Regions from separate parts of the Homo sapiens genome. Here region 1 is linked to region 2. Evidence: chromatin loops called from intact Hi-C (ENCODE). Cell type or tissue: A673. All regions are shown on one strand. Region 1 overlaps TFG (trafficking from ER to golgi regulator). Region 2 has its middle 5.8 kb from the start of ADGRG7.

Region 1 (4,000 bases), 120 kb after region 2:
ATGTGTGCTAGGGTTCTCCAGAGGGATGGAACCAATAAGATACATGGGAGTTTTTTAGGGAGAATTGCAAGGTGATTACAAGGCGAAGTCCGGTGATAGGCCATCTGCAAGCTGGGGAAAGAGAGAAGCTGATGCTGATAGTGGCTCAGTGGCTCAGTCCAAGTCCAAAAGCCTGAAAACCAGGGAAGCTGATAGTGCAGCCTTTGTCTGTTGCCAAAGGCCTGAGAGTCCCCTGGGAAGCTGCTGGTACAAGCCCTGGAGTCCAAAGGCCAAAAAACCTGGAGTCTGATGTCCAAGGGCAGGAGGAGTGGAAGCAAGCATCTGGCATAGGAGGGAGAGCGAGCTAAAGACCCAGCAAGCAAACTTATCCTACCTTCTTCTGCCTGTTTTGTGATAGCTGCACTGGCAGCTGATTGGGTGGTGCCCACCAACACTGAAGATGGGTCTTCCTCTTCTGGTTCACTGACTCAAATGTCAGTGTCCTCTGGCAACACCCTCACAGACACACCCAGAAACAGTACTTTACCAGCCATCTAGGCATTCCTCACTCTAATCAAGCTGACACCTAATATTAACTTAATTAATTTAAACTTAGCTAATTTAAACTTTTAATTGAGTATAATTTGGAGCTTAGTGCTCTTAAACCCACTGAGTAGATAATAACAGATTATAGGCCATACTAGGAATGTAAATGCAAGGTTCTTAAAAGTTCTGGTAAGATGTATCAGTGTGCTCCAAAGACCACCAGGAACACACCTGTAGTTGAATGAAGTTGGGTTTACTGACTTACTGCAGCAAGGGAGAATGAATACCACGGAGAACAATAGGATGTCTTACAAGTATGTTAGAAAAGTATTTTTTTTTGGGCTTGGGTTTGTGTTACCTGATTTTGGATAAGGTTCAAGGAAGTAGAGCTTTGCTCTGCATTGGATGCTCTCAGGAAGTAGAGATGATTCTATGTTTGGGTATCTTATCAAATCTTATCTAGAAGGTGAGAGGAATGAATCTTACTAAATCTTATCTGGAAGGTGAGAGGAATGAATTGAGGCTAAAGCTGCAGTTGGTAAAGTAGTAGCAGTTACTCATATTAGCCAGGATAAAAGGTTGTTTGGTCATTTTTCTGGTGTGGTCAGTGTTCTTGTTTTTGTCTGGAGTTTTGACATGGTTATGGACTGTTGATCTATCACAGATTATAGTCTTGTGTGATGTTGGTGTTCTTTGAAATATTTATATTCAACGGGAGAACACCACAGCCTACCTGTGAGTGCCAGGCCAGCTTCCAGCAACACTAAGGCCTGTCTTACTGTACCAGACCAGTTTCTGGCTGCTAGGAGCTGTTTTTCTCATCAAATATTGGAGAAAAAACAGTAATACCAAGTGAAAACCAATAATTGATGTAGGTAGGAGATTGTATTGAACTTCATAGCTATGCAGGGAGTATGTGAATTACTGTGAGTTTTCTTCTAAAAGCTTATAATTGGTGGTTTGATTTTGAAACATGTTTAACAAAGAATCGCCCTGAACTTTTATTTTCACGTAGATGTCCTTTTCTAATTAGGTGCTTCAGGAGTTTGTATGTATGTATACTGGCAATGTGCAAAGCATTTTAGTTTAATTTTTGAACGCCTGTCTTGGGGTTTGCAATCAGAGCCTTGTGTCACTTTCTTTTTAAAAATAACCTGAGTGGTGACAGTGTTTGTTGCTGAATGAAGGATTTCATTTTTTTCAGTCAACTGAAAATCATTTGGACAAAATGAATAATAAGTGAAGTAATGTTGCTTTCATTAAAAAATCACAACTAGAGATTACCGAGTAATCTCTGGCATTTTGTGGCTTATATACTGTTTCTGGAAGTAACTGCTTTGAAGGACAGTCATGATGTAGATAAGTTCTGCATATATTTTTAAATTTATATTTATTTTTTAAAATTTTTTGAGACAAGGTCTCCCTCTGTCATCCAGGCTGGAGTGCAGTGGAGTGATCTCAGCCAACTGGACTTCCCCTCCCGGGATCAAGCAATCCTCCCACCCCAGCCTCCTGAGTAGCTGGGACTGCAGGCATGTGCTGCCACACTTGGCTAATTTTTTAAGGTTTTTGTAGAGATGAAGTCTCACTGTATTGCTCAGGTTTTTCTTGAACTCCTGGGCTCAAGCAGTTCTCCCTCCTTGGCTTCCCAAAGTGGTGGGATTACAGGTGTGAGCCACCATGCCTGGCCCTGCATATATTTTTTTAACGATTTCTTTTAAGATCAGCTATTTTAGTTAGCTGTTTTTTTTCAAGACAAAGTTATGCAAGAGGGATAACAGACCTATCAGTCATGTTATATCTTTAAACATGTATAGAGTAAGGTATTTTTGTATTATTTTAAGAATAGCGTGAAATAAAATGAGCTTTTTAAGTTATATAATTTTTATTAAATTTAATAATTTCTATTAAATTTAATAAATATTTAAGAACAGCATGAAATAAAGTGAGCTTTTGAAGTTATGATTTTTATTAAATTTAATCATTTCTATTAAAAAGTAGAGCTCGGATTTTCCTACCAAACCTTTTTACCAGTAAGGTCATAGGCTATAGGTATGGCATCAAGAAAGACTGATAATTCTGCTTTTTTTCCAAAATAAGTTATTAGCCATAGAGAATTCTTTTTTTTTAAAAAAAAAGTTACTCCATTACATTGATATCTTGTTTTTGTTTTTTTAAAGGAATTGTATTTATTTTTCCTTGTTGCATATTATTAGTATACTTATTCATGAACTTCTAATTTTAAGCAAATAAATGTTTTTATTTCAGTTAATGGCCAGCCAAGACCCCTTGAATCAAGTCAGGTGAAATATCTCCGTCGAGAACTGATAGAACTTCGAAATAAAGTGAATCGTTTATTGGATAGCTTGGAACCACCTGGAGAACCAGGACCTTCCACCAATATTCCTGAAAATGGTAAACCCTGAATCCATTGTATTCTGACTTATTGTTCTTACGTCTTTTTGGAGGTTTTAAAAAACTCTTTTTAAGTAGGAGAAGGATGGCATCCCCAATGTCACTCTTGTTTCTTCCTCTGCCTCTCTACTAGTATTTATGTCTGTGTTCCTAAACTTTGCTGTTCATCAGAATTACTAGGAGGTTTCATTATACCAATTTCTGGATCTCATCATAGACCTACTGGAGCGTAGCACCTGGAAATCCCATTTTTAAAGTGTTTTTTGGGTGATTCTTTCGCAACTAGTCTTAGACTTTTGGATTTGTTACACAGGTCAGTTTTCAAATCCTTTTGACACATGAACCCTTTTTAGTATAATAGATAAGTAATGAACCTTGGGAATTGAAAATCATTTCATGAATAATTACATAGTGTTGGAAGTATTTTCAACTAAAAATCACTTAGATTAGTAATGTTCATTAAAAATGGTATGTTGTAAATTTGAAACACAGTTTTTAATAATAATTAAAGAAAAACTAATTTTTTCCCCATTGTATAATGACATGTACTGTTTGTGTTAAGATAAAGCAAAATGTGTCAACATTTGGAACTGACATAATTTTGGGACCGAATGTATTTTAAAATGTGGACTGAACTTTAAGTATGTGTTAATGACTTGAAAGTACAGTTAAAAAACTGCTTTCTTCTTTTAAGATTCTTAGATGTTGCATTTAAAGAAAACTCTTATTATTATTTTTTTCTTTTTACAAATTCTTTGTTTGCTTATAATTTTCATAGTTTAAAACTGTCCATATTGTGAAATAGTAATTTAAAAAAAGTCTAGACTGGATGACTGCATATAAAGGGCTTAACATGAGATAATTTTTGTGGATAAATGGTATGTATTCTATTTTTGGCCACTAAATATTTTGGAAGTTTTTGTTTTCTATTTTTATTTTAGTTACAGTTTAAATAAAGATGTATTTTCCATCATTTCTCTCTTCCTGTCTTCTAATAGTCATATGGAATTATGTTAATGATAGATGTTTAATAAATATTTGGTGATTGATTATTCCTAGT
Region 2 (4,000 bases):
TGACCAAGAGAATATGGTAGAAGTGACACTGAACAAGTTCTGGTTGTAGAATGTAATGCCCAACCTTGTTTTTACTAACGCTGTTTTTAGACTCTCCCTTTCCTTTAATCACCTAGCCTTGTTTCCACCTGAATTGACTCTCCTTTAGCTAAGAGAGCCAGACAGACTCCATCTTGGCTCTTTCACTCGCAGCCCCTTCCTCAAGGACTTAACTTGTGCAAGCTGACTCCCAGCACATCCAAGAATGCAATTAACTGATAAGATACTGTGGCAAGCTATATCCGCAGTTCCCAGGAATTCGTCCGATTGATAATGCCCCAAGCCCCGCGTCTATCATCTTGTAATAGTCTTAAAGCTCCTGCACCTGGAACTGTTTACCTTCCTGTAACCATTTATCCTTTTAACTTTTTTGCCTACTTTACTTCTGTAAAATTGTTTTAACTAGACCGCTCCTCCCCTTTCTAAACCAAAGTATAAAAGAAAATCTAGCCCCTTCTTCGGGGCCAAGAGAACTTTGAGCATTAGCCGTCTCTTGGCCGCCGGCTAAATAAACGGACTCTTAATTCATCTCAAATTGTGGTGTTTTCTCTAACTCGCTCAGGTACAACAGACTGCCAGAGGTCTTATTTTCCACTGTTGCTGTCTTAGAATTCAACTGCTATGTGAAGAAGCAAGGTTATTCTGTTGAGGAGGCTTCAGGAAGAAAGAGGCCCTAGCGGAGAAAAGACTATGAGGTAAAGAAAGGTCCAGCTGACTTAGCCTTTCTAATCAACTAGCTAAGACCCAGACAGGTGAGAAAGGCCAACTTGGATTCTCCAGCTCCAGCTGAGCTTCCAGATGACTCAGCTAAATAAACATGAGGAACAAAGCTATCTCTGCAGAGTCCTGCCCAAATTGCATGGTCATAAGCAAATGAATGGTGATTGTATCTTAAATCCCTAAGTTTTGAGGTGACCTGTTGCGTAGCAATAAATAACTTACACTGATCATTTCATTAAATAATTATACTTTACTAAATGGAAAGAATTAGGATCCAGAATATTATCTTGTCAACATGTAAAGGATAGTGCTGTTTCACACAGGACATTGCAAATTTCAACCCATCTTGCTCAGATCAGCTTATGACTTCCTACTACTATTTTTAGGACTAGTGTTTATACGGGACTATTTCTCAGATGATTCTCTTGCTTAGTTACTACAAATTTGGGGTTTGCCTTTCACTTGAATTGGGCTTTCTAGAACGAAAAGAAGAAAATCAAACTATTTCCTACACTGTGCCTCTCAACTTAACCATGACTGTTTCTCTGCTCTTTTAATCTTTACTATACACCTCTGCCAACCAGCTCAGACTTTGGAGATGGAAAATGGAAGAAATAAAAGAGAAAGCGAAAAAGAAAGATAAAGGAAACGAATCTGCAGAGATAAACAGAGGAACTGATGTTCTCTAGAGCAAAATGAAGAAGTAAATTTGAAACTAAAAAAGACTTTCGGGAGTTCCTTTTCTTTCATCTTCTAGAGCACAGAGAGCTTCATTCAGGGTTACATGAATCAGAGTCCAGCATCTCCCATGGGCACATATTTTAGTTTCATGGACAATAAACTTCCACTAGTGTTAAATGAGTTACTTTCCACAAAATGATGCCTCCAGGAACCAATCAGCCCCGAAGATCCTATCTGGAACACCTGGCTCTGGGGAGAGTAGGAAGTTCCTAAGAACAAAGGGCTATAGAGAAAAGAAGATGCAAAGAAAGGTGCATGAGCCGGTGACTTCCTTTTGGCCTGGAAAAGCTTTTTGGATCCCTTTCTCCCTGCCCTCCCTTAACCACTAGGTGGAAACGGAGGGTGCTTTATTGTACAGATGTACTAAAGGATGAGTTTAAGGTTTCTCTGTTATTAGTAGCTCAGAGCTTCCAACAGTGAAGCAGCAGCAAAGGGCACTGGTGGTTTCCCAAGTGGAGACGCTCAGAGGCTCCGTCCTGAGATGGGGAAGTTGGGATTAGCCTTCATCAATGCTGCAGGAGGTATGATAAGCAGGTTTCTATGTTCTTAACTTTCCAGTGGGGTCACAGTGCAGGTTGTAGGGAAATAAAGGGGATTTCCGAGCCTCTTGACCCTTCCAGGTACAAGCTCATTAAAAACCTGCTAAAAAGAATAAGTGAATAAAATGAAACAAAAAAGAGTGGTTGTACAGACAACAGAAATATAGGCTCTTGATGAATTTTAGCAGGCTTTTCTGAAAATCTGGCTATCTTTAAGGCCATGAGTATTCCCATAAAGTAACAAATAAATGACCTATTAAACAAAATGCCATTTAATCTCTTACCATTTGCTACTTTGCTATAAACTTGATTCACTTCTTTTGGGAGAATTACCCCAGAGTAGTGGTTACCAAACTTCAGCAGACATCAACTCACTTGGAGGACTTGTTAAAACGCAGATTGCTGGGTGCCACCCCAGGATTTCAGATTCATTAGTTTTCTTATTTTGTTTAATGGATTATAATCTGTTATATGTATTATTTACTATTTTTAGGACTTACGTATAACATAATAAAATAATGTTATTTATTATAAACACTTATTATTTATAATAATGTTTATTTTTAAGCATTATTTATTTTGATGCTGAAATTGTCCACCATTTGATAATGGGGAGTCTTTTCAAGCTGGATTCTGTGTGTCCATTTGATATACACTCATTGTATCTTGCTTTCTGCACAAGATATTCCTGGCTCACCTATGACTTTCTCTGCTGCAGTCCTGGAATTAGCCATTTTCCAAGGAGCCATGTTACTCTTAGTGGAAACTTGTATTTACAAATCAAGTTCTGGGTTTTGGGTGTGCTCATTGTTAACAGGGTATCACTGCTTCCAGGCCAGAGCTAGAGAATAGGTGTATGTAAATATGTGATATATATAAAAAATATGTACAAATGTTCATGTGTGTTTATATAAACACACTTTTGTGTCTACATTTATTTATTGTTTATATATAATATATATTATTAGATATATTTAAAATATATAAAATATTCTCTTTCTCTTTGTATGTGTGTGTATATATATGTATATACATATACATATATGTATATGTATATACACGTGTATGTATATATGAGAATACATATATATATATTATGATTCATGTGGTACATTCAGTTCCAACGCAACACTATAGGTTTTTATGCTAAAGGCACAATAAAAATTATTTACTTCAAGTATTGGCAAAAGAAATAATATCACATCCCTTCCTTTGAAATACTTGAATTTGTTGTATTCGTCGTAACAGTTTTCCTCCTTTGCATGAGAAGTTCCTGACTTCATTCATGCATTTGTCTGACAGCCCTCTTTCCTGGAGGTATTGCTTCCTTCAGAATTAACGGCACGTAGCTTTTCTTTCTCTTTATTTCTGATGACCTGTTTTGAAATTCTCATGGAACTCCCATTATCTCCCCTTCCATGTTTGTAATGTCCTTCCCCTTCTCATCTATACAGGTGGGCAATGCAGCATGGGAAGTCAGAGCCAGAGCTCTGAAGGAGAAATTTGGCTCCCGGCATCCTCCTGTGCTTGCCTGTTTGATCCGTCATCCTCTTTGTAGCCAGTCTCTGAGCTCCACTAGCTCCACTACCACTGCCCATCCATGCGGGGACCCCCTTGGTTCTGTGTCTGGGCTCTGACTCCCTGTTTCAGGCGGCCACTCCGTGTGGACACCCTCCCCACTCAGCTCCGGCTCGGGCTTCCTGCACTGCATTGCTGGCCTGCCTAGATGCCCTCCTGACTGCTCTTGGTCCCTGAAGGCCACCCTCCTCTCCCTGCTCTGGCTTTGATTTTCTACCCAGGGTGCTCTCCTGCCCTGCTTGGTTGGGCTCTGTCTCTCCGTGACAGGTCACCCTCCCCTCCCCCCACCCTCATCCTATTGATGCCTTCTTTATCCTGCCTGGGCTCTGGCATCTCATGCTAGGTCTCCCTCTTATCAATGCTTGCCTGCCTGCCTGCCTGCC

What was found. A loop is a pair of places that touch in the nucleus more often than their neighbours do. Peaks named below come from ENCODE experiments on the same cell type or tissue, not always from the same donor. Only the 100,000 strongest peaks of a DNase experiment are listed, where the experiment ranks them.
Region 1: it touches region 2 in a loop (4-fold over the local background); 10 of 110 quality-filtered maps call a loop at or near these places.

The regions. Positions count from the first base shown.
Region 1 is chr3:100,725,919-100,729,918 of GRCh38, forward strand. TFG (trafficking from ER to golgi regulator) reads left to right here. Exons shown (of 8, transcript NM_006070.6): 4 at 2,794-2,940. Among named protein-coding and RNA genes, the nearest start is that of TFG, 18 kb to the left of the region's middle. In A673, no CTCF peak of the experiment used is centred here; no DNase peak of the experiment used is centred here.
Region 2 is chr3:100,601,813-100,605,812 of GRCh38, forward strand. No RefSeq gene overlaps it. Among named protein-coding and RNA genes, the nearest start is that of ADGRG7, 5.8 kb to the right of the region's middle. RefSeq lists an enhancer at 1,307-1,576. In A673, a CTCF peak has its summit at 1,804 (motif pointing right); a DNase peak (open chromatin) is centred at 1,849; H3K27ac peaks cover 1,710 bases.